2 separate regions of the Homo sapiens genome follow, and region 2 is linked to region 1. Evidence: chromatin loops called from intact Hi-C (ENCODE). Cell type or tissue: PC-3. All regions are shown on one strand. Links, peaks and the distances in the headings refer to the core of each region. The heading gives the core; the rest is flanking DNA. Region 1 holds the start of MIR4715 (microRNA 4715). Region 2 holds the start of LINC02346 (long intergenic non-protein coding RNA 2346).

What was found. Hi-C counts contacts between places; a loop is a spot of excess contacts. Peaks named below come from ENCODE experiments on the same cell type or tissue, not always from the same donor. Only the 100,000 strongest peaks of a DNase experiment are listed, where the experiment ranks them.
Region 2: it touches region 1 in a loop (18-fold over the local background); 5 of 110 quality-filtered maps call a loop at or near these places.

What each region holds. Positions count from the first base shown.
Region 1 is chr15:25,845,802-25,854,098 of GRCh38, reverse strand. All of the region lies in intron 1 of ATP10A (ATPase phospholipid transporting 10A (putative)), which reads left to right. It overlaps MIR4715 (microRNA 4715), which reads left to right and starts at 5,274; the gene lies at 5,274-5,352. RefSeq lists a silencer at 3,326-3,375 and enhancers at 3,656-3,715, 3,766-3,815, 8,183-8,297. In PC-3, for the core only: no CTCF peak of the experiment used is centred there; a DNase peak (open chromatin) is centred at 3,458; H3K4me3 peaks cover 1,086 bases; H3K27ac peaks cover 1,613 bases.
Region 2 is chr15:25,900,264-25,908,601 of GRCh38, reverse strand. LINC02346 (long intergenic non-protein coding RNA 2346) reads right to left here and starts at 6,242. Exons shown (of 5, transcript NR_040082.1): 1 at 6,036-6,242. In PC-3, for the core only: no CTCF peak of the experiment used is centred there; DNase peaks (open chromatin) are centred at 5,201 and 7,541; H3K27ac peaks cover 2,289 bases.

The DNA.
Region 1 (8,297 bases), core at 1-8,000:
ATAACTTTTCTAAAAAATATATTATTATGAATTTGTGGATTTAAATATAATTTATTGATTTTAGTTCATTGCAGTTATTACTGTAATTGATTTCTTTGGTCAGTAGGAACCAATCAAGTTGTCTCCTGAGTCTTTTTTTTTTTTTCTTTTTTTTTCTGAGACAGGGTCTAACTCTGTTGCCCAGGCCGGAGCGCACTGGTGCAATCATAGCTCATTGGAACCACAAGTGGTCTTGTTTTTGGTTGTTTTGTTTTGTTTTGTTTTAGCTGATTCTTTTGGATTCCACCAGGTCTTGCCATTTTTAATGCAGTTCTTCTGTACCTTTCAGTGGCCTTTGAAGCCCCACCTGCCTGTTCCTGGGTGCTATGCCATGGCCTGCATGGTGCTCATTTAATGGTCATTCATTGTGGTGATTGTCAATTCTCAGGTTCCATCCTTCCTGCAAGTAAGGGGTCAGGGGTCTCATCTGGGGGGGAGTACTTCCTTCCCGACGTGTTGGTAGACATTTAACAATCACAGTGACTGGCAGTGTCCCTGGCACTGGTACTCACAACCGGGGTTACTGGCTGACATGTGATGGCCCCACCTGCCCAGGAAGGTCCTGCCCCATTGACTACCCTTTCCCAAAGGCCAGTCAGGCCTTCACTGAGAAGCATGTTTGGAAGAACCTTTTAAAGACAGGGCTTCCCCACGTTTTGGGAAGGTTGAAAAGGGGCTGGGTGACTGTTAGACTCCTGCTGGTCACAACATGGTGCTTCAGCTTCTTGTTGAACTCCTGCAGCAGGGGAGCCCACTGTGCACATTTGTACAAGACTCACCTTGCCATATTTAGCACACTGACAGAACTTACAGGAAGCATGAAGAGCTATTTTGATTTCTGCTTTTTTAGAAGACTCTTAGCCTGACTTTCTATGTTTACTTGTTTTGCATTTTCCCGGAGTGCAGTTTGTATGAATTACCCTGCACATACCTTGTGGTTATTTTTCCACTGGGGATACTGTATTTTGGAACATTTTGCCTACCAAACTATTTTTATTAGGCAATTAAGAATTTTTGTCCTCATTTTAAGTTAGAGACAATTAAAACGCCCTTGTAGGGGCTAGAGGAAAACTTCTCCTTTGCCCTCTGAAAGTTTGCTGGAAATCAACTGACAAAGGGCAGATTAACAGGAGAAAAGGCAAGCACATTTATTAACATGCATAGCACAGAAGAACTGTGGGAGAATGATTGCCCAATCTCAGTGGAGTACGCAGGGTTATATACCCTCCTTCTCAAGGGAAAGGGAGATGGGAAGTGGGGATGATTGTACAGGGGTAGTAAATGAGTTTTAGGGGAATTCACTGTGCTTGAAGAACACACCATAGTCTGGGCCACAGTCTTTGAGGCCTGCATAACAGACAGTGGTTTGTGACAAAAGCCTGTCCAGCTGTGTTGACAGACTTCAGTTTTTCTTCCCACAATATGAATTCAGTTAATAAAAACCTGTTTTCCTCTTTGGAGTGTCTGGATTTTAGGTTTAGGGAGAGAAGGGAACTTCGGAGGAGTTCATCTTGGGCTTTGGGTGAGACAGAGGATTGAGAGGTGAGGTTGGGGGGCGGTTAGAGAGACGCTGAGGGTTCTACAGTTCAGCGCATCAAAGTGCCATATTTTGCGATATTGGTTCCTGAGCCCCAACACCCTCAATGAGGTCAGACCCTTGCCAGCAGTTAGATGCTAGGCAGAATGCATTTCTCTTCATCCCAGTGTTCTTATTTAAATTGGAGGGAAGATGGCATTCAATAGGAGGGAGTATAACATTACTTTGGAGGGAGGATGGCATTTAACAGGAGGGAGGATGGCATTCAATAGGAGGGAGGATGGCACTTAACAGGAGGGAGGATAGAGGGAGGATGGCATCAAATTGGAGAGAGGATAACATTAAATTGGAAGGAGGGTGGCATTCAATAGGAGGGAGGATGGCATTAAATTGGAGGGAGGGGAAGAGAGAAGATAGCAGCTTCTGGTGTGCTGTGAGGAATACATGAAATAATGCAGAGAGGGTGGGCTACAGTGCCAGGCAGGCAGGCAGGTAAGAATTTGAAAAGTTTAGTTGCAACTCATTAGTATTCCTGTTACAACTGCTGTCATTATTGCTATTAAGATCTTTTGATCAAAATAAACTTCCTCAGTTTTTTTAAATTTCTAAAACAGTTTTATTTTTAGAGATGAGGTCTTGCAGTGTCGCCCATGCTGGTCTCGAACTCCTGGCCTCAAGCAATCATCCCACCTCAGCTCCCAAAATACTGAGACCGCACCTGGCCTGTCCACATTGCTAAGACACTGAATTGTGCCTCCAAGCCCAAAGAATTTTAGGTGTCATTTAGCTGTATACTTGTACCATGAGGAAATGGACAGCTTTTGGAAAGAATTTTGAAATATTGGGAATAGATCCGATCCCCACTGAGAATTTTGAGGACCACTAAGGATCCAGAGATACCCTCTGTTGGCTCAAATGTCTTCTGAAAAATGTACCTCACTAGAAGAAGCATTCTGGGGAAATGGTAACATGAAAGCATTCTTTGTTTAAATGGCAATGTGGCGTATATTGTAAATGAAATTGGATTTGGTAATAACCTTTTAGGGGGAAGGTTTGTTTTGAAAACATAAAATGAAGTAAATTCATTGGCCCATTTAACGATGTCTTTGATTGATTTTTGCTTATCAACAGTTATAACAATAATAATTAAAAAAAAAAACCTAAAGTAAGTCTTGGTTTTCAAAAGGAAACTCAACCTAGGCCACGAATGGAGAGCCTTGGAACAGAGCCCTCCATGCAAGTCTTCTCAGAAAGGTGCTTAGTAGGTGCTTTGGAGGCCCGTGAGCTCTTGCATAGTAGGGAACTTTAGATCCGCTCAGAGACCTGCCTTATTTCTGTTTCAGCATCAGATCTGCCTGTTGTATAGTAATCTAGGACTTTTCTAGAAAGGTCCTGGGGTGCGAACGGACCTCAGCGTGGGCCAGGCCAGACTTGACAAGGCTCCCTCCCCAAGTTCGGCGGAGTCCCCGAGATCCCCACTCACCCCTCCCCAGCCTCTGTTTGCTTTGCTTCCCCCAAGAAGTGATGTCTGGCATGGAAACCACTGCTTCTAAAAGAATCCAGTACACGAGGGGTTAACGAAATGGCAGGAAACCCAGGCTGTCACCGCACATTTGAACTGAGTCATTTGTAGAGTTTAAAGCATTTCACTACTTTTATGTCCTGCCTTTTGTTTTTGTATACTTCTAATAACAGTTTAAAAAGTCAGGGGCAGGAAAGGTAAATGTAAGTTCCAAGTTCCATCCTTTGTTCAGATGTGATCTTTGGGCCCTTAGGTGCTCTGTGCAGGAGGGGAGGTGAGCGCGGCCAGGTCTTGGGGGGTGGTGGGCGTGGTCTCGCCCTGCCCGGGCCGCGGAGTGAGTCACCGGGGCTGGGGGGGGAGGGAGGGAGGGAGAATGGAGCAGCGCTGGGTCCGCTGCCGCCGGACGCTCTACACAGTTCCAGTTCTCCAAAACTGGCCGCGTAGAATGGCGCCTGGGGACTCGCCTCGCCTGTGGGCTGGCCCCCAGGGTGTGGCCACATCCCTTTTTCTGGGCCTTTCCCTTCAGGGCTCGGCTGAGGCGGTACCAGACACAGCCGGGGCCTCTCCTGTTGCTTTTTGCCAAGTTGGAAATCAGTTTTGTTCCCCGTACAAAACGCATCCACGCTGTCTGTCTCGGTCATCTCCAGTGCTGCACCTTGGCCCAGGAGCATGGTTGACTCAGAAAACCGAGAGCATTGTGAGAGGAAAGACGAGGCAGGGAGAGAGCGAGCTGGGGAGGCCCCTGTTCCTGCTGGGTGCTCCCCACTGACTCTCTCTCTCTGAACAAGCCAACCATTTTTGAACATAAGTCAAAGCGATATTTTCCAGAATGTCTCATACACATAATGGGCTACAATTGTTCACCTCCACTGAACAGTTTCAAAATATACGTGGCATGTAATTATTTTCTCAAAAAGGGTAATCTTATCGACCTGCGTGATTTAATTATATTTAGTTATGTATGTCTTGTCCCTCATAATTAATTGGTAGAAACCTAGGTAATGGCATTTCATAGTGCCATCGTGTCATTGTCATTATTTTATTTATTCGTGTTGCCAGGACAGACTTTAGTCAAATCAGATGTGTGTGTCTTTTTTAACTCTCATTGTGACTTGCATTGTAATATTTTCCATGTACACATTTATTTTTTTTTTTGGAAAGAAAATCATTGCTTTTAAGCAGGATGGAAAGTTTGATTCATTCCATAGAAATCTGGCTGCTGCCTGTGGTCTTTCACATCCATGGGGAGCATGTCTGGGGGCCAGGAGGCCATGCTGACAGAGACCCTCAGGTTCTCTCTGGCATGGAGGTGAGAGCCAGAGTTGAGCTCAGTCCTGCAGCTGCGCCGTGCTCCTCCTTGATCACGGTTAAATTCCTCCGTTTCTGGTCTTTTCTCTTTTTCTCCTTTCAGTTTCCTATCCTGTGTTAATTCCTCTGTAAAGCGTCTGGCCAGACTTAATGGGAATTCCTTCATAATGCGCCCTTGGGACTTGGAGAAGGCGTAGAAGGAGGGAGGGTGGTGTCTGTAATTCTTGGCTCTGTTCCCAACTACTGCATGCAGTGACATCTAAACTCAGTTCCTGCTTATTCAGTCCTGTACTAAGGATGTCTTTTTATTTTCTCTTGTCTGGTGCTTTGACATCTGGAGCCTTGCTGCCTCCGGAGGGACAGGCCCTCCCAGGGCTAGATAATTCCTAGAGATAGCAAACAGCATTGCTGCAGCATGCCTTACGTGTGCAAGCCACCCAATCCAACGTCCACACCCTCGGCCCCCTCTGTGTTTCATCCACTGTGCACCTGCTCTCATCACCCCAGGTCCAGCCACCAAGCAGCTAGGGACAGCCCTTTGTCCCAGGGTCCACCGAGGTTATTCAAACTAATGGATTCTAAACCTGCTTACCCCGCCTCTCCTGTTCTTTCCCATGGAAGGCACAGAAAAGACTCTCCCTCCTCTCACCAAGGTCTCTGCCTCCTAGGACGCTGGTCTCCCCTATGTTCCCCCTCCCACAGCGGTAGGTGTGGCGAGCTCCTTCTCTGGAGGACTCTGAGTAACAAATCCTCTTTTCAATGGCAGTCCTCTCCTGACCTGTCAGCCCCATAGTGCTTGAATAATAATAGAACTTAAATTGTAAAACATCCCTGGAGCTACTGCCCTCCCTTAGGTCCCATGAGAAAGGGGAATGAAAGTTGGCTGCAGTTAAGGTGGCTAATCAGCTGATGGTGCCACCTTAACTGCAGCCAATTCTAATTCCCCTTTCTCTTGGAAAAAGATGGGGAGATTATTCTGGAGTGAATTGTGGGCCCAGTGTAATCACAAGTCTGTAAAAGTGGAAGAAAAGCGGGCAGAGAGATCCGATATGAATACTACTTAATTTGCCATTGTTGGCTTTGAAAGTGGAGGACCTAGAGTCAAGGAGTGTGGGCGGCCTCTAGGAGCTGGAAAAGGCAAGGAAACATTCTCTCCCGCCGCCCTGCCGAAACCATCGTTTTGACCCAGTAAGATCCATGTCAGATTGACCTCCAGAATTGTGAAATGACAGATTTGTTTAGCCGGTGCAGTGGCACAAGCCTGTAGTCCCAGGTCCTCAGGAGGCTGAGGCAGGAGGATCACTTGAGACCAGGAGACTGGGGTTGCACTGGGCTGTGATTATGCTACTGCACTCCAGCCTGGGCAAGACCCCATCTCTATAAAATGAAATAAATAAAATAAAACTCCCCAAATTTGTGTTACTTCAAGCCACCAAGTTGTCATAATTTGTTGCCGCAGCGGGAAGCTAATACATGTGTTCATTGCAGAGTTTAACAAACAGATACCATGTTTATTTTTTTGTTTGTTTTGCATCCTCATTTTACAGATGATTAAAAAAAAAAAACACTTTTTAGAGGCCAGGTCTTGCTGTGTTGCCAGGCTGGTCTTGAACTTCTGGGCCTCACACAGTCCTGCCTCAGCCTCCCAAGTAGCTGGAAATACAGGCTCTATCTGCCATGCCTGGCAGAAACCACCTTCTTAACTACAGCTTTTTGTGTGTTAATATTGATTAAGATGATTTCCGTTAAAAAATGGCTGTAGGCCAGGTGTGGTGGCTCACATCTGTAATCCCAGCACTTTGGGAGGCCAAGGTGGGTGGATTGCTTGAGCTCAGGAGTTGGATACCAGCCTGGAAAACATGGCAAAACCTCATCCCTACAAAAAATACGAAAAATTAGCTGGGCATGGTGGTGCATGCCTGTAGTCCCAGCTGCTTGCGGGGCTGAGATTGTTTGAGCACAGAAGGTTAAGAGTGCTGTGAGACGTGATTATGATTGCACTACTGCACTCCAGCCCAGGTGACAGAGTGAGACTCTATCTCAAAAAAAAAAAAAAAAAAAAAAAAAAAAAAAAAAAAAAAAAGGCTGTAGCTGTTTGAATTAGCTAGGAATATATGGAATAGCTCCAAATTGCTTAGTGGGATCATGAAGACCCCGTGACCCGCAAAGATCATGATACGGTGGAAAAAAGGTGCTTTTTAAAATTGTTGTTCAAATACTTAGTGATAAAACTTCACGTATTTCTCTAGCACCATATACTTGCCTGAATTTTTATGAATTTGTATGGTACCATTCTTAGCTAGCTCTGTGAAGAGCTTATAAATTCTTCATTGTTCCTGTGAGGAAATGGGAGCCCAGAGAGGGAGGTTTCAGTCCAAAAGGGGCAGAGCCTGGGAGCAGAACAGGTGGCCCTGGGGCTCTGGGGTCCCAAGAGATGTTACTCAGGGCCACTGGCTGAGTGCCTGCGCGTGCTGCTCAGTCAGAGCCTCCTGTGTCCCTTTGATCTTTGATGTGTGTGGATGAGATCAAGTTGTTTAAATATTTCTGGCTTTTGAGAAAGTGTCTAACACCAGATAGTTATCCTGATAAAAGCCAATACCCAGAATTTAACAAGGATAGCTGACAAAGATGCTCTATGGATGCTTTTTAGAAAAATGTATATGTTATTGATCCTTTTTAGTGTAGCTGGTTCATTACAGCCACAGTCTTCAGATGTTTTTGATCTCACACCTCTATCAGTAAAAAGTGGGCATGTGCACCCAAAGTGGGGGTGTGTGTATTTATTTATAAATTACCGGCATGTAATGCATAAATATCTTATATCTATTGAAACATACAAAATATAAATGAAAATAAAATAAACCACAATTACAAACAAAGGTGGTAGTGTTTTTCTGCACTCCTGTGATGGTGTATGTTTTTGTGTGTGGGCATCACTTTAGGCACCACTACCCAGAACATCTTCCAGGAGCTTTATGTTGTGATGTCATTTTAGATCACTGAAGGAACATTGCACGTGTCAGGCACGTGTCCGGCACATGTCAGGCTAGGTGATTCTCATGCTGTCTCTTTTATCCAGGGATGTTTAGGAAGGCTTGAAGAACGCTCAGCAGTGTGGGACCACCACCATGGTCTACCCTCATGCCCAGGGGTGGCCCTTCTGCGCTGAGCATGTCAGTTCTGAAGGTTGAGGCATGAGGGGTGGGGCGCTCTGACTCCTCCACTTCCTGGAAGTGGACCACGTGCTAACTTGGGGCTTGTCACTGTCACACTGAGCAGCTGAGCTGTGCTCCACTGGCACACACAGCCTTATAACCTTAAGCGTGTTCTATCTTGTGCTTTACTTTTAAAAAATTGTTTTATTATGGTGAAATATACATAACATAAAATTAGCCATTTAACCCTTTTAAGTGTGCAGTTCCGTGGAATTCAATACCTTCACATTGTTGTGAGCATCACCGCCGCCCTCCTCTCCAACACTTTTTATCCTCCCAAACGGAAACTTTGTGCCCGTGAAACACTAACTCCCCCTTCCCCCATGCCCAGCCCCTGGCAACAACCGTTCTGCATTCAGCCTCTACGAAGTGGACTGCCCTGGGTGTCTCACGTGAGCGGAATCACACAGTACTTGTCCTTTAGTGACCGGCTTATTTCACTCAGCATCGTGTCCTCAAGGCTCATCTGTGTTGGAGCATGTGCCAGAGCCTCCTTTCTGAGGCGGACACCATTCCATTGCATGAACCCACCACCACATCTTGTTTATCCATTCATCTGTTAAGGGACCCTTGGGCGCTTCCACCTTTTGGCTGTTGTAAACAGTGCTGCTGTGAACATGGGGGTACCAGTGTCTGTTTGAGTGTCTTGCCTTTTTCGTCCGTGGAGACATTCTGC
Region 2 (8,338 bases), core at 325-8,324, 54 kb before region 1:
AAATGAATTTTTTTTTTTGACATTAAAAAAAAAACTCTAATTATCCTTCAAGCCAAACCCTGGAATCCAGTGCATGCTTGCCTACACATTTACTGAAGTGATATCATGGCTTCTTCTATGCTTTCCACCCATGTACCTCAGTCTAGTTACGTGTAACATTTTATTGTTAGAAATTAAGTGTTGCTGACCAGCATTGTTATCTTGTTTTTACAATTCAATAGTATACATAATGGAATTATATCTCATCGCTATTGTTTTAATCTTGCTATTGGCACTCTTAAAAGACAGATTCGATAATTTATTTCTCAATGTTTTTTGTAATATTCCTCAAATTGCATGTTAACATTTATTTATGTATAAAAATTGTCTATTTTTTTTAACAGAAATTGACTAAGATGTGACAGATGGTTTGACTTTTCAGTGCAACATCTATAAAAGCTAACATGGGATGGATGTGATGCAGAACTGTACCGCCTTCTAACAGCAAGCAATGTTCATCCATGGATACATGAATTAATTGGGAAAGAATTCTCATCTGTTTCATTAAGTGATGCATTCCCAAAACAATTTTAATAATTTTAATAATGATTTTAATGCATTTGTTGTTTTGATCAGTTTATATATATATTATGTGACAGAGAGGTATGACAGAATAATCAATAAAAGACATCAAGAAAAAATCAATATTACAATAAAATTGTGTGGAAAAGTAGAAAAAATAAACATAGAAGGAAAAACAATTTACAGTTGTCAAAGGTTTTGTTTGTGTACTTTTTTTAAGGATGATAGTGTATTTCATATTACTAGAGCACTTATATTATATTGTATACATTTAGGGCATATACATTTACTATGTATGTAGAACATATATTAATATATGTGTTTTATATATATATACACACACATACACATACACACACAGACAGTAATATTGTTTCCAGTTTTCACTTTTAACAAAATTGAATCAAGTAGTCAGATTGAAAATAATTTGTAATGATGGATTATTACATAATTTGGGGCATATAACTCCAAACACACCTAAAGTATTGAATATCGTCATAACATATACGTTATATATACACACACAATTCATACAGTATATGTTATATATACATATATAGCTATATACATATATCACATATTGTGGTAACACATAATCTGTGTGTCTGTGTATATATATATAAAACATATACTGTATTAACGTATTCTATATGTATATATATTGTGTGTATATAAATATATATATAGTTAAAGGTCAATGTTTCCGATATACCAAAATTACATTCTTTTCAGATATTTAAACTTGGGGTGAAACATGTCAACAGCCATCTTTGCAATGTGCAAAAAGGTATACAGTTTTTCAGTGTACTTTTAGGAATTTGCGAGAAAAAGTTTGGAGAGCATTACTGTAACTATGGTGTTTAATTTGAATGGGCATGTTTTTCTGACATACAGAGGTGTACATCTTCTCTATGGTTGAATCCCATGTTTCTTTGTGCCATTACTTTTGCTGCCTTCATGCTTAGCTAGTTCTTCCTCATTCAGTTCTATCTTCTAGGGGTTTTAGTAGCTCCTTGGGAGTGTATTTTAACAGAACAATCTCTGACGTCTCTCACTGATCCCGTTTCCTAGTAACATCAGCACTTACCTTTCTGAGACATTTCTCAATGTCTTCCCACCACAGGCTGCAAGCCTTTGTCCTCTCACTCCTTAAGAGAGTGTCCTGTGACTGTATACCATCTAGCATATTTTTAAGTTGATATTTAACATTTTTATCATACATTGAAATAGTTTCAGCATATGGCATATGTTGACATTACAAAAATTACATGCTCTTTTAAATGTGTCCAGTGGAATCTAAACAGCCTGAAAATTATATACCCACCATCCCCCAAATTTAAAAATGTGTGAACATGGCTGGGCGTGGTGGCGCACGCTGGTTATCCCAGCACTCTGAGAGGCCGAGGTAGGAGGATTGCTTGAGCCCAGGGGCTCCAGAACAACCTCAGCAACACAGCAAGACCTTGTCTCTACAAAATTTGTTTTTTAATTAGCTGAGCATGGCAGAAGGTGCCTGTAGTCTTAGCTACTCAGGAGGCTGCGGTAGGAGGATCACTTGAGCCCAGGAGGTCAAGGAAGCAGTGAGCTGAGATCACATCACTGCACTCCAGCCTGGGTCATAGAGTGAGACCCTGTCTCAAAAAAAAAAAAATGTGTGTGAACAATCTCCTCCTTAAGTATCCATTTTTTCTACTGCAACTCCTGTTTTCATTCCTCTTCCTCCACAGAATTTTATTATAACAATTTCTTATGCTTAAAACTCTTCTGTTCATCACACTATCAGGTTTCTTGCTACAAAAGCTATGTATAAAAACTTACAATTTTAATTTTCTTCAACATGTCTCTAAATGTTAAATAACTTTTTCCAGTTATTGTAAATGATGTATTCCAGTTATCATGGTTATTAACACTCAATTCATGAAGGTAAAATGACTACATTATAACTTGATAATTATTAATAGTGAAAATATACACTTATCAGAAACACATCTTATAACGAGATAAATGGTACTAAAACTGTTTTCAAATTACTTTATGTATCCATGGATGAATATTACTTATCGGTGGCATGACACATGATTCGGTATCAGTTGGATTCCTATTTTTTATATATGTAAGCATGGCGAAAAACGTTTTTACATGAGTAAATACATCTGAATGGAAAGTGTTTTGTTGTAAAGATTCCACTCCTTCTAAGTTATGTGCTGAAAATTACATGAAGATTGATCATAAAAAAATTTTTTTGAGATAGTCTTGCTTTGTCACCCAGGCTAGAGTGTAGTGGTACAATCATGGCTCACTGCAGCCTCAAACTCCTAAACTCAAGGGGTCCTCCCACCTCAGCCTCCTGAGTAGCCAGGATCACAGATGTGTGCCACCACGCCCGTTAATTTTTATTTTTAGTAGACGCGGGGTCTCACTATGTTGCCCAGGTTGGTCTTGAAATCCTGGGCTCAACCAGTCCTCCCACCTCAACCTCTCAAAGTGCTGGGATTACAGGCATGAGCCACTGCACCCGGCCTAAAAATTACTTTTAATGATCTAATCCATCAGTTTATAAATTGACTAGATCCTCTTTCAGTTCATGGAAAGCAAAGAACTAGAACAATCTGACTTGCCAGAAGATTAGTAACACAGCCATTAGTCACTCACTTTCTCACACTTTCCCAACACTGCAAATATCCTCTGGTGGGTGGGCTGTGGCCATGGCCAGGGAGGCCTTCCTCCTCTGGGCTGATGCAACATTGCCCTGGGTGGAAAGATCTGCTTGGGGAGGGAGCTGGGTGCTGTGGAGGAAGGCGGGGAAGAACTGCATCTCCATCAGGGCCTGCCCATGAAGATGGTGTTAGGTTCTGGAACACAGCTTGCTTAACACTGCCTGTGCCCTTGCAAACTTTGTGTCTTGCTGGGGCTTGTAGATCCCAGTTTGCAAATGGTGGCATTGTGTAAATCCCAACTCCCTCAGGCAAGGGCAAAAACACATCACCTCAAACTGTGTTTTGTGCTTTTTTTTTGGCAGGGGGACTAACGTTTTATAATTTATTTATTCATATATTTAGCAAACTGTTATGGAGGCTCCTGTACCACCTGACCCACCCTTCAGCTGAGAGCCCCACTCATGCTGGGTACCCAGGAAACTGCAGGCCTGGCCTGGAAGCTCAGCAGCTGAGTGGCACATTGCAGGGGATGAAAAGCCAGGAGGATAAGGCGGCCTGGGGGGACCCTGAGGGCAAGAACTATGAGATGTCCTCCAGGCGAGAGAGGAAGAAAGCCACTGCGGGGAGGATCGGCCTGGAACCCAGACTGACAGCTCTTCCTTTCCAAACACAGCCCCCAAGAGATGGAGAACCCAGATGGCCCCATTTCCAGACAAACAAATGCCACTGTTTTTGTTCTTTCACAAATCTGGTTCCCTTGACAATTAAAACCAAGTCATAGCTGGGTACAGTGGTGTGTGCCTCTAGTTCTAGCTACCCGGGATGCTGAGGTGGGAGGATCACTTGAGGCCAGAAGTTCAAGACCAGCCTGGGCAACATACTGAGACCCCCATGTCTATAAGAAAGAATAAAATTAGGTTATAGATCATATTTTAATAAACTTGTTTTCAGCACAATGTCTAATTTTAAAAATAAAAATGTGCTCTTAGTAGTCAGACTTGGACTATTGCTGTTGTTTAAAAAAATACACACACCTTTTTCTCAAAAAGAGATGATTCTGAAAGTTTTCCAGCAGGAAACATCTCTAATGTAACTGGAGTTAATGAATGATGACTTAGGTAAAAGACACTTTCTATCCATGCTGCCATGCCAGCCTCCTGGTCCGCCAGGGAGAGCTGTGGCCTGCAGCCCAGGGGTCATGAGGGTGAGCTGGCCCAGGAGGACCACGTGGAATGCTTCACAAGATTGCCTCAGATGGAAGGGCATGGTATAGAAGGCAAATCAGAGGAGGAGTGACATTTTCTGTGGTTATAAGGAAGACAGGTGAGGCCGAGAGCTTGAAGAAGGGCTTGCAGCTGTCCTGACATTAAAAGGCTTGTTCATTATGGGGGTCATGAAGCTGTTTCTCATCTTGCTTGGGCTCTTTGTGGAGGACAGATGTGACACCCTCACATCCTTGAGGCTGGCGTCTCAGATTTTTTGGTGGCGAGTCCCTGAGGCCCACTCGAGTGAGCCAAAGGCAGGAGCCCATGGGATACTTGGCCAGGACCCACATCCCTGGAACCTGGGCTGTGTGGGGCCCTAGACTAAGATCTCTCCTCGACCAACTGCCAGCCAGGCTCCTCTGAGTCCTCTTCTCAACAATACCTCCACGCTGGCCTATAAAGACTTCAGCTAACACTAACATGGCATCTAGCAACTCATGGCCACATCCCTAGGATGACACCAGCCCCCCTTATAGTCCCTACCTCAGGAAACTCAAGACCGCCAAAAAATACCCTGTTCCAGCCAATCCCTGCAGCTACGGCCCCTGTCTCCCGGCCTCTGTGGGACATCAGGAGCTAACTTCGACCAGAGCCAGTTAGCAGCCCAGTGGGGCCGGCCCCTCCTTCCTGGGCTTTGCAATTTCTCACTTCCTGACTCCAGCAAGCCTTCCCTCACCCCTCCCTCCTCCCTTGGAAAAATCCACTCACCTCTGTACACATCCAAGCTGACTTCAGTTCACACTGTAACCTCTTCCCCACTGCAACGGTTATTACTGTGAAAAATCTCTCCTGACCCTCTCACTACTGCCTGGCTTTGTTTGTCTTTGACACTCTGGGTTCAGGTAGGACAGGGTGTGCCCGGCCACAGCCCCCTCAGTAACTCCAGGCTGGCCCACTTCCTGCCGTGTGTGAGGTTTTGGAGTGGCAAGTTTGTTCTGCTTTGTTTCATGGTTTTCAGTCCCTCCCAATATCCCCTGGCCTGTGGTCACCACAGTCAGCCCAGGCCAGCAACTGACCCAGGCTGGAGGTTAACACCACGGAGCTGCCCACACGTGTGTGCCCGAGTCCCTGCCCATGCCTCAGCAATGGTCACAGGCTTCTCACCTCCATTCAGCCCCCCTATTTGGGGCCCTACCTTTAGCCAGCTAGCCAAGTGCTCATTGTAACCCAGTATTTGTATTCATTCACCATAGAAAATTTGTCAAATGGGTAATGCATTTCTTTTTACCCGCCTCTTAGTGACTGGGCTTATGATCAGAATCAAGTGCTATTTTGTGGCCACTGGCCCCTCATTGGCCCCTTCCTCAAACCCATGCTGGATCTGGAGTGAAATGCCCTCAGGTTGACCCCTGCTCGGAGCCCAGGCCAGGTGAGACCGGCTGGTGGGTGCACTTGGAGATCACACCCCAGCTGCTCAAGGGACACTTTGAGCTAGAGCAACATGCATCAGTGTGCACAGAGCCCTTCCTGTGCACCCGCACTGCAACTAGAGCTTTCTAAGAATTGTCTCACTCCATCCCCAAGAATTGTGTGGCTGGGGGGATATGCTCACCCACATTTTGCAGATGGCAGAGAGTCTTGCAGAGCTGCCAGCGTTCCTGAGGCTCACACAGCCAGCCATGTTGGGGCGGATGCTCCGGCCTCTCGTCTGGCTCCAGAGCGAGGCAGCGCCTTGCAGCACATTCCCAACAATTTCCTCATTGGGAGGCTTCCTAGGAAACCAGCCTCCCTGCATATGTGGACACTGCGATGCATCAGCCCTATGCCTGCTTCCTCCCAAGCTGAAGGCACCCACTCATGAACCGCCCTTGATATGCCAGGGCATCTTACGCTGCACTGGGTTCCTATTTATGTGTAACCACATTTCACTACCTAAACAATGCCTGTTTATTATCTCATGGTTCTGGTAGATCAGGACTGTAGACAGCCTTGAGCCGAGTCCTCTGCTGAGAGTCTCCCAGGCTGAAATCCAGGCATCAGCACAGGCTGCAGGCTCATCTGAGGCTGGGGATCCTCTTCCAGCTCACTGGTGCTTGGCAGGATCCAGCTGGGCTGTAACACTGAGGTCTGTATATTCTTGCTGGCTGTCAGCCAGGGGTCACTCCAAGCTCCTAGAGGCCACTCTCACATTTGGAGAGTGTCAATCAAAATATGACTGGGCAGCGGCTCACACCTGTTCTCCCGGTACTCATAGAGGCAGAGGCAGGAGGATCGCTTGAGCCAGGAATTCCGGACTTGCTTGGGTGGCATAGGGAGACTGTCTCTACAAAAGGAAAAAAAAAAAAAAAAGAGCAAAATATGGCAGCTGACTTCCTCAAGGCCAGAAGGAGGATGTCTATTGCTGCCTCTTGTCTCCTTTAAGGGATCACCCGATTAGGTCAAGCCCACTCAGGATAATCTCCTTTTTATTGACTCAAAGTGAACTGATCAGGGACCTTCACTACATTTGCAAAGTCCCTTTTTGCCTGTTCACACTGAAACCCTGTTGTCTTCACAGGAGTATCCCACACTCAAGGGGAGATGCTATTCAGAGTATGTACATGAGGGTGGGGACTTTGGGAACCATGTTACAACTCAGCCTACCGCACTCCCCATTATCAAATTCTCCCAGTCCCTCTTCCTGAGGCCAAACCTAATGCTGGAATTCCTCACCCCTCCCTGGACCTCAGAATAGTGAACTTCACTCTCACTTAAAAACAAGGACAACTAAATGACAGACCTGGTATTGTAGAAACTCAGGAGACTGTATTGCCTTCATGCACCAACTGGTGACAGGAATACGTGGATCTGTGAGTCAAAAGGGTACACTCCACTTAGACTCATGGAGGACGGGCACCTTCTCCCCACCCAGGCCCAGCTCCACATCGTTCTCACACTGTCACTGTCAGACTGACCTCTGCCCATTCAAAGCATTGCACATAAGCTTGGGCATAGCTTGCTTGCTTGTGAGGACTGAAGTTTGTCCAGACAGATGAGGCTTTGCTCAACACCTTGGCTCCAACCATGTCACATGGATCCTCCTCCACATTCAGCATTGCAGATTGGCTGAATTCCAAATGCCTCACAACTAGGGCAAAGGAAAGGCAGGCCTTCTGAGACAGAAGGGAGACAGTGAGTTATCACAGGGCAGCTCACGTAATAGGTATGAGCCATCCATGAGAGTGGTTGCCCACTCCTAGAGAACAGAGGGAAACGGTGAACAAGACCGGACTCCCAACTTGCACTATTCAACAAGAACCCACGAGAACTGTGCCGCGCTTAATTGAGTATTCCTGCCTCCCCGGCAGCCATCAGCTAGCATGCAACTTTAATCTGTCCTATTAACTGATGTCTGCATGTGGTGAAGGAAGAAATTCACATGGTTCAGAAGGGCCATCAGTGAAATCACAGGCCTTCTCACTCCACTGAGGTAACCACTGTCCGTAGCTTCTGGCTCCAGTTCTTCTGTGAGTTTCCATTTATGTCTTTTTCAAGTAAGTCCTGAGAGATTTCCCCAGCTTTAGCTTCCAGATTTGCAACTTGGTGTTCAGCCATTTCCAATTTATTATCCTGCTCTAACCTTTGGCTCATGTTTCATTTATCATGTTTCAAAATTCCAAGAACACATTATATTTCTCTAAAACTCCTTTTACACAGCAGTCCATTGTCATTTTAAGGCTGTATCTTCCTGTAGTGTGTGTGTGTGCGTGTGGTGTGTGCGTGTGTGTGTGTGTATACACAGTCACTTGTCACTTAACAACAGGGATACACTCTGAGAAATGCTCATTAAGTGATTCTGTCATCCTGCAAACTTCATAGATAAACCTGGATGGCATAGCATCCAACACCCCTAGGCTGTATGGGACGGCCTATTGC